Linked DNA regions of Homo sapiens: region 1 is linked to region 2. A link is a loop called in an ENCODE intact Hi-C map of the cell type or tissue named here. Cell type or tissue: A673. All regions are shown on one strand. Each heading gives the region's core, and the rest is flanking DNA. Links, peaks and the distances in the headings are about the cores only. Region 1 overlaps LOC105369711 (a long non-coding RNA gene). Region 2 overlaps LOC105369711 (a long non-coding RNA gene).

The links. A loop is a pair of places that touch in the nucleus more often than their neighbours do. Peaks named below come from ENCODE experiments on the same cell type or tissue, not always from the same donor. Only the 100,000 strongest peaks of a DNase experiment are listed, where the experiment ranks them.
Region 1: it touches region 2 in a loop (5-fold over the local background); 1 of 110 quality-filtered maps calls a loop at or near these places.

Annotation. Positions count from the first base shown.
Region 1 is chr12:28,785,589-28,789,989 of GRCh38, forward strand. The region is part of intron 2 of LOC105369711 (a long non-coding RNA gene); the gene reads right to left. Among named protein-coding and RNA genes, the nearest start is that of FAR2, 360 kb to the right of the region's middle. In A673, for the core only: no CTCF peak of the experiment used is centred there; a DNase peak (open chromatin) is centred at 1,793.
Region 2 is chr12:28,729,188-28,733,588 of GRCh38, forward strand. All of the region lies in intron 2 of LOC105369711 (a long non-coding RNA gene), which reads right to left. Among named protein-coding and RNA genes, the nearest start is that of FAR2, 420 kb to the right of the region's middle. In A673, for the core only: no CTCF peak of the experiment used is centred there; no DNase peak of the experiment used is centred there.

The DNA.
Region 1 (4,401 bases), core at 83-4,082, 56 kb after region 2:
CAGTCCTGTCTGGAGTTCTTTGCTGTGTGGGTTTCTCCAATGTAACTGCTTAATTCATCAAGCCAGCAAGGAGTCTCTCTTGCTCCAGTCTGCTAAGTTGGAGTGTTATATAACATAATGTAATCATGGGAGTAACATCCCATCACCTTTGTCACTTTGGCATTTTCTTTTTTCTTTTCTTTTCTTTCTTTCTTTCTTTCTTTCTTTCTTTCTTTCTTTCTTTCTTTCTTTCTTCCTCTTTCTTTCTTTCTCTTTCTTTCTTTCCTCCTCTCTTTCTTTCTGTCTTTCTTTCTTCCTCTTTCTTTCTTTCTCCTTCTTTCTTTCCTTCTCTCTTTCTTTCTTTTTCTTTCTTTTTCTTCTTTCTTTGCTTCTCCCTCCCTTCCTTCCTTTCTTTCTTTCTTTCTTTCTTTCTCTCTCTCTTTCTTTCTCTTTCTTTCTTTCCTTCTTCTTTCTTTCTTTCCTTCTTCTTTCTTTCTTTCTTTGCTTCTCCCTTCCTTCCTTCCTTCCTTTCTTTCTTTCTTTCTTTCTTTCTTTCTTTCTTTCTTTCTCTCTTTCTCTCTTTCTCTTTTCTTTCTTTTTTTTTTGAGCATTGACATGACACTCCAAGGAAATGTTTATTGGAGGATTTTAGATTTCAGATCTTTGGATAAGGAATGCTGAATCAGTAAGTATAATGCAAATATCCCAAAATCCAAAATTATTTGAAATCTGAAACACTTCTGGTCTCATGAATTTTAAATAAGGGATACTGAACCCATGTAAACAATCACTGAAACTTCAGGGGCAGATACGATTTCTGGGGAAGAGAGGACACAGGAAGAAAGATACAAGAATAATGGTTGAACCTCAGCCAAGATCTCTGAAATGTGGGAAGAAGAGATGTGAGGCAAACTGCAGAGTGAAACATCACTTAGAAAATCATCATAAAAAAATTAATAAAGAGTGGCATTTAATGAGCCATGTGCATTTAATGAGCTACTCTTTATTAAATATTTTATTAATGTTAAAAAAAAAAGCCTTCGTTGGAGACCCCAGCTTGCTTCTCAACCTCATGTGCCAGGATTATTTAAAGCACTTTACAGGTATTGGCTCACCTCATCCTCACAAAACCCTGTTAAGTAGGTACTAATATTATTTCCATTTTATAGAAGTAGAAGCTGAGGCAGAAGGTTTTTAAGTAGTTTATGCAAGGTTATGCAGCCAGGCTGATGATAGAATATGGCATTTGGCTGCTAGAGAAGACAGCTGGTAGAAGCAACTTCAGAAAGCCTGGACCTCATCCATGGTAATGACTGGCCTTGTCAGGATGGAAAAGTCACTGGATCCATTGATTAAGCGAGCACCTTTAAGAGCTGTGTCAACACAGTGATGGGTGTAGCATCCAAAGGCAGGACAAGAGAGTAGAGATTTCAACTTCTGTGGCTTAACAACTACACTCAGAAAAAGGGAAACAAAGATAAGCCTTCCTTGGAGATCCCAGCTTACTTTTCAACCTCATTTTATTCGTGATGCTTATATGATGTTTTAGTCCTTTTGTGTTGCCATAAAGGAATACATGAGGCTGGACAATTTATAAAGAAAAAAGGTTTATCTGGCTGAAGATTCCACAGGCTGTACAAGAAGCATGATGTCAGTATCTGCTTCTGGTGAGGGCCTCAGGCATCTCCCACTCATGGTAGAAAGCAGGGAAGAGCAGCTTCACATGGCGAGAGAGGAAAAGAGAGGGGGAGGGGGTGCTAGGCTCTTTAACAATCAATCATTGTGGAAGCTAATAGAGCAAGAACTCATTCATACTGTGAGGATGGCAACAAGCCATTCATGAGAGATCTGCCCCCATGACTCAGATACCTCCCACTAGGCCCCACTTCCAACATCGAGGATCAAATATCAACATGAGATTTGTAGAGGACAAATATACAAACTATATTATACTACATAATTAATGGTGATGATTTCCTTATTTCCATGCCTGTATTGATTATAATATTTAATATTTTATTACATATTATGATATATCTCCAATTATTTTGTTATTTATACATTAGACAGAGTAACTGTGTAACAAACTGGTTAAGAAGTTAGACTGACATTTCAAATTGTGGCTTTGAGCTTCGCTGTTTAGCTGCATGTTGATTAGCTAATTAAGCATTTTGCTGTTGTTCAGTTTCCTCATCTAACTGTGTAGATATAATATTTAAACACATGGTGTAGTTGTGAACATTAATTTAGTTAGTATATTTAAAATGCTTTAGAGAGACCCATAAATGCTAGCTTAGTGTCACCACTTCTTCCTAATTCCCTTATGAGCAACCCATGAAAAGAACCCACGTCTTCTATTATTTGGTAATAGTCTCTCTACTTTGATTAACTAGCACAATGGAAGGCATATGGTAGCTGCTGGAAAAGTGGATAAAGAAAAAGTCATATTGCCAGGAGGAATGTATGAGAATCACAGGTGATGTTAGAAGTGAAAAATCGAAATGAAAAGTTAAAAGAAAAAATAAGATTTGTTTTCAGAGTGAAAACAAAGATTAGATATGAAAACATCCTATAAATGTGCATTTGAATAAGACTGAGAAACTGGAGGATGTGAAGAAAAGGGAACCCTCGTACACTGTTGGTGGGAATGCAAATTAGTACAACCACTATAGAGAACTGTTTGGAGTTTCCTCAAAAAAACTGAAGATAGAGCTACCATACAATCCAGCAATCCCATTACTGGGTATATGCCAAAAAGAAAGGAAATCAGTGTACTGAAGAGATATCTGCACTCCCATGTTTATTGCAGCACTATTCATAATAGCCAAGATTTGGAAGCAACCTAAGTGTCCATCAACAGATGAATGGATAAAGAAATTGCAGTACATAGACACAATGGATTACTATTCAGCCATAAAAAAAGAAAAAAGAATGAAGGACATTATATTGAGTGAAATAAGCCTCACATGGAAAGACAAACATCACTTGTTCTCACTTATTTATGGGATCTAAAAATTAAAACAATTGAATTCATGGACATAGAGAGTAGAAGGGTAGTTATCAGTGGCTGGGAAGAGTAGTAGTGTGGTTGGGTGGGAAATGGGGATGGTTAATGGGTGCAAAAGTATAGTTAGAATAGATAAAATCTAATAATTGATAGCACAACAGGGTGACTACAGTCAACAATAATTCATTGTACATTTTGGAATAACTAAAAGAGCATAATTGGATTGTTTGTAACATAAGAAAAGCATAAATGCTTGAGATGATGGATACTCCATTTACCCTGATGTGTTTATTTCACATTGCATGCCTGTATCAAAACATCTCACGTGCCCCATAAATATATACTCCTACTATGTGGCCACAGAAATTAAAAATTTTACATTAAAAAAAAAAGACTGAAAAACTGGGACATATGAGCACAAAGCAGCATTTCCAGCTCTGACCTGACATTGTTTGTACAAAGCCATCCCAAGGGCATCAATAGGATGAATGTATGAAAAAGCTTTTTGTAAATTTCAAAGCCAGAAACACACATAATACAAGTACGGATTGAACATTCCTAATCCAAAACTCTGAAATCTGAAATGCTCCAGAATTAGAAACTTTTTGAGTGCTGAGATGAAGCTGAAAAGAAATGCTCATTGGAGCATTTCAGGTTTTGGAGTTTCAGATTAGTAATGATCAAATGGGAAGTATAGTGTAAATACTCCACCATTTGAAAAACAAACCTGAAATCCAAAACAATTCTGGTCCCAAGAATTTTGGATAAGGGACACTCAACTGTATTGGATTAATGAGATGACCTGTGAGTCTGAAAGTGAGTTACAATCAAGGCTTAGTTACTTTCCTAACTAAGTATCTGGATTATCTAAGCCTAGATCAGAAGATTTTCACCCACAAACCTGCTTGAGGGTTCCTTGTCTTGTGTTCTGGAGTGGCTACACAGGTAGGACCTCCCTTCTATTTTCTAGCTCCTGGCTTGTGCTTGGTGGAAGTAAACAAAACCATTTCAAGACAACATATTATGGTAGAACCCGGTCTGAGGAACTCTAGCTGGGATGGGTGGGTATCCTAGCACTACCTGGCCAGCTCAGGAGTCAGGTCTGGCTTGGGATGAGCCTTCTAAAGCCTGAGTTTAGAGTAGGTTCTTAGTTCAGAGTCACTGAACTAAGATGGAACTGGGGTCTTAAAATGCAAGCGCATCTCCAACTCCTTCACAGGATTAGGACTGGACCAGGAATTTATTCTTAAGTATTAGAGAGTCGGTTTCCTCTTCTCTAAATTTCATAGCTCCTGTTTGGAAACTGCTCAACTCCTGCTCTAATGAGAAAGTTTCCCCCTCCCCACCCAGCCTTTTATTATATTTAATTGCATAATTACATAATTACACAGGAATAGATTATGGTTGGGACTGTT
Region 2 (4,401 bases), core at 223-4,222:
ATTTGGATAGAAAATTCCTTTAATTTCTTTGGATTGTTAGAACAGGCACCAGCAGAATTCTGCCTTCAGGAGAAAGCATTTCTTAGAAGTATGGTGGTATACCCATCTATATGAATGTACAGTGACCATCATCTATTTGGCTGGTTAGAAGATGTAAAACAAGCAGGTAAATACAAATGTGGGAAGGTAGGTCTTTGTTAGGCAACAATATACTTCAAGTGATGAGGCATGAGGATTATCTTAAACAATGAAGATATACAGTTTCTTCGTTCTCAGAAGTGCTAGGAGAGAGAAATGAAAGGCTAGCCAAACTGGAAGAGGAGGACCAAAAGTCTTGCACACTATAGTCAGAGCAATTCTTACTTTTGAAATTCAAACTTTCCTTTGAGTTTAGTGTTTAAAGGGCAATTGGCTGAAATAAAAATAACTTTGGTTAAAAACAAGTGGTGATTCAGTTTAAATGCTGAACAACATTCAGCTTCAACTGTTTTGAGAACAAGCTTATGCTGTGGGACAATTTGGATTAACAGTATTAGAAAGAAACCTGATCAAGGTCTTCAGTCTTTATCAAAAGAGATGAGTTTAGTGAAGTTAACTCCTTTCATCTCACCCCATCTAGGCAAAAACAAAGGGGACGGAGTGAGAAATGGAAGTTTAGCTAGATCTTTATGGCAAACAAAAAGTTTAAATAGGTTTTGAAGCTTTTTATAAAAAGATCTCAATCTATCTGTCAAGGTCATGAAAAGTATTTGTCTTTTTATTCAGACCTCATGATTAAAAGTACACTGGTATTCAGAATTTGCCAGTGGACAGTTGGGGTGGATAGAAGCTTCTTTAAATATTCCATATCACACAGTCATATAGTTAGCTATTTAGGTATTATGCCTTCTAAGCTATGACCAGTCAACCCCAAAACACCTCTGTCCAAAGACTTGATTCATCCAGATACAGAGATAAATAGAGTTAAACAGTTGAAAAATTTATGAAAGAAATGGGCTTGGTCTTTGGTGTGCTCAGCCAATTTTCTGTATTAGATTAATCATGTGCTTGTTATTCTCTATTTGTCCTGCTAGATCTGCACTCCACCCTTTTCCACTTTTCTCTGTGCCCAGGAGATTGATTTATATGGAATTCATCAACTGGAATCTTTCCTTGTTCTCTTTCATTTGCATTTGGCCAATGAGAGCCACTGGCAGGAGGCTTGAGGGTGGTGGGGGGAGGGACTGGAGTATTTTCCTTGCAGCCAACTTCCTTCCTGGCCAGGACTTGGCACTGGTTGCCTTCCTCTAATGAAGGCACTGTTTCCATCAGTGGTCCTCTCCTACAGCCTCTGCTAGAGCCACAGCCTTATCTGAGATTCCCTTTTCTCTTCAGGGATACAGACCCTTGCTGTTGCTAGCCTCTTGGTGTTTCTACTTCTGTTATTATTATTTTTTTTCAGTCCTGGCCTCATCACCATAGATAGTCTCTTCATTAACTCTGCTTAACAATGTTGTTTGGGTGTGCAATCTATGTCCTGTCAGTCTTAGATTGTTACACCACCTAAATCACATCTTCTGCAGATGTAAAAAGGGAGCTGGCACTAGTTAAATTGTTAATGAAATTATCCACCATCTATGTTTAATTATCCAATTTCAGTATATACATATAGTGGTTTCAGAATAGTCAACCCATGCTCCCATGGGAAACAACTTTACTAACTAAAGTACAGTGCTTACATGCAGTTCCTTTGCCTTTAGACTTATAATCCACTTATTTCCAAAGCTAATAGCTTTTGCTAAGTAACTAAGTTTGTTAATAGTAACTAATATTTTAAAATTTTATTTTATTCAAGAAATCTTGTTTGGTGTTAACTATGAGTCACACATGGAATTTACGAGTCTAGTGGGAGGGATAAACTAGTACACCTAGCCTTTACTTTACAAATTAATTTATTTCCCAAAACACTGCTGTTAAGTTCAAAACTGTTAAATAAGAAATTATTTCCATTTATTTTAATGGAAAAAATTTGATTTGTTTTTTCTTAATCCCAAATGTACAATTTTCAAAGATAGAAAGAAAAAAATATTAATGGAACAATTTAAACAAGTTCATGAATTAATTTATTTCCAAAACATTGCTATTAAGTTCAAAGCTGTTAAATAAGAAATTATTTTCATTTGTTTCAATGGAAAAACTTTGATTTGTTTTATCTTAACCTCAAATGCACAATTTTCATAGATAGAAAGAAAAAAAATACTGATGGAACAATTTAAACAAGTTTATATAAGGTATAAAACTTTGAAAGTGAAAAAGTAAAGTTTGTATATAAATTACAATGCTATAAACATTTGTTACATTTTCCAAAGTAAGAAGGAAAGACTAGATGCTAGATGGCAAGTGGTAATTGGGAATCTCATGGACAGCACAAGTTTGAGAATGCACAGAGTATTGAGAGAGGGACTGAGAGGAAAAAGTGAAAAATAAAGTCACTGGTATCTCAGTTCCTCTGCCTCCTACATCTCATCTTTTAAAAGGGTGTGCAATGTTCTTTATCTCCTTCCTCCATCAAATCAAAGAGTGATCTGATGATAGTTGTGTTATAGGATAAAAATATTATCAAGATCAAAGCCAAAACACATCATTAATAAGAGCTACCAGGGCTCTCACATGTTGTATAAACTGAAGTCACTGCCTTTTCCAATCTTAGGTCCGAGGCCTGAATTTATAAATCCTCCAAATGGAGGTGTTCCCACCATTTCTCTCCTTTTGCCTCACAGGACCCCATTACAGGGCTCCATTCTTACACTCTCCTCACCAATGGCTTCCACTGTTCTATTTTATTCTCTGCTTCCATTATAGTTTGGTGAACCAGTGCTTATACCCAGAGCTGACCATTCCATGATCTGGAGTTGTGTTGTCACAAACTGTTCAGCAGCAGGGACTGGCTGTTCCTCTGGGGAAAAGAAGGGTACTGCTACATATGGGCTGCCAAATGGGAGACAGATGGGGGGATGATAGGGATGATATTGGAGTCGAGGGATGGGGAACTCTGTAAGAAGGCCAGGAACCTCTGTGTGAGTCTACTTGAGAGGGAGGGAAATGGAGAGAGAAACTGGGCTGTTGGGAAACCTATTCTGAAAGCTTCACTTTTGGATAAACATCAGTATGTGAAGATGAAGATTAAGCTGTGAATAGAATGAAAGAAAGAATTTACATTTATGTTGCTTATAGCAAAGAGGAAAACCCCAAATTCTATTTCACTATTAAAAGTAATTTCCAAAACAATTGTTCCATTTATTATTTATGATGACTCTCAAATGCATATGAAGAGTTGAGGCCAGGAGCAGTGGCTCGCGCCTGTAATCCTAGCACTTTGGGAGGCTGAGGCAGGCGGACTACCTGAGCTCAGGAGTTTGAGACTATCCTGGGCAACATGGCAAAATCCCATCTCTACTAAAAATTCAAAAAAAAAAAAAAAAATTAGCCGGGCATGGTGGCTCACGCCTGTAGTCCCAGCTACTTGGGAGGCTGAGACAGGAGAAATGCTTGAACCCGGGAGGAGGAGGTTGCAGTGTTCCGAAATTGTGCCACTGCACTCCAGCCTGGGCAACAGAGTGAGACTCTGTCTCAAAAAAAGAAAAAGAAAAAGAAAAAAAAAAGAGTTGGTTCATTAATCCACTTGTTTATTCAACAAGTATTGATCACCTACAATGTGCAAGGGTCTGAGCCATATGCTGAGGACATAAAAGTATATCACATGGTTCCTATGCTTGAGAAGTTCATAAACTTGCTGTGAACACAATGAAATAGCTATCTGTAATGGAGAAAAATAGTTGTTACAACTATCATGATAATGTTATGATATGATGACATATGTTGTAGCTGTCATATAATGTTATGACAGTGACTATGATAATACATAGCTGAAGAAGTAGTTTACCTTATGTCAAAAGGTGGATTCCCCGGAAGCAGATCTTAAGGCAAGGATTTTTACATAAATGATCAGTTAAGGAAGTGCTCCCAGGAAAAGCTAATAAAGGCATGGAGAAAGTAGGACAAGGAAGGAAAAGAAACTGAGAAAGTGTGCAAATGTTAGGCAAAGTTGCAGTCTTAGTCTGATACTGTAGGGAAGTTGCAGAGTTTAAATAACACCTCAGAGTATGTTCAACTGGAGACAAAGGGCATGAGGCTTTCATACTCTGCATCAAGCAGTTATTGACTATGAGCTACCCTACAGGGGGAAGACATAAACTCCCAAGCACTCTCTATCTCTCTAGATGCAGGCAGAGTAACTCCAGCAGCCCAAGGGCAGACTCCCAAAAGGGTCTTGGGTGCAGGGACAGGACTGTTATAAGCAAAACTGTGCAGGAGCTGGGGGACTGATGTGTAGAAATGGAAAGAGAGCTTCAAGGGGATCTC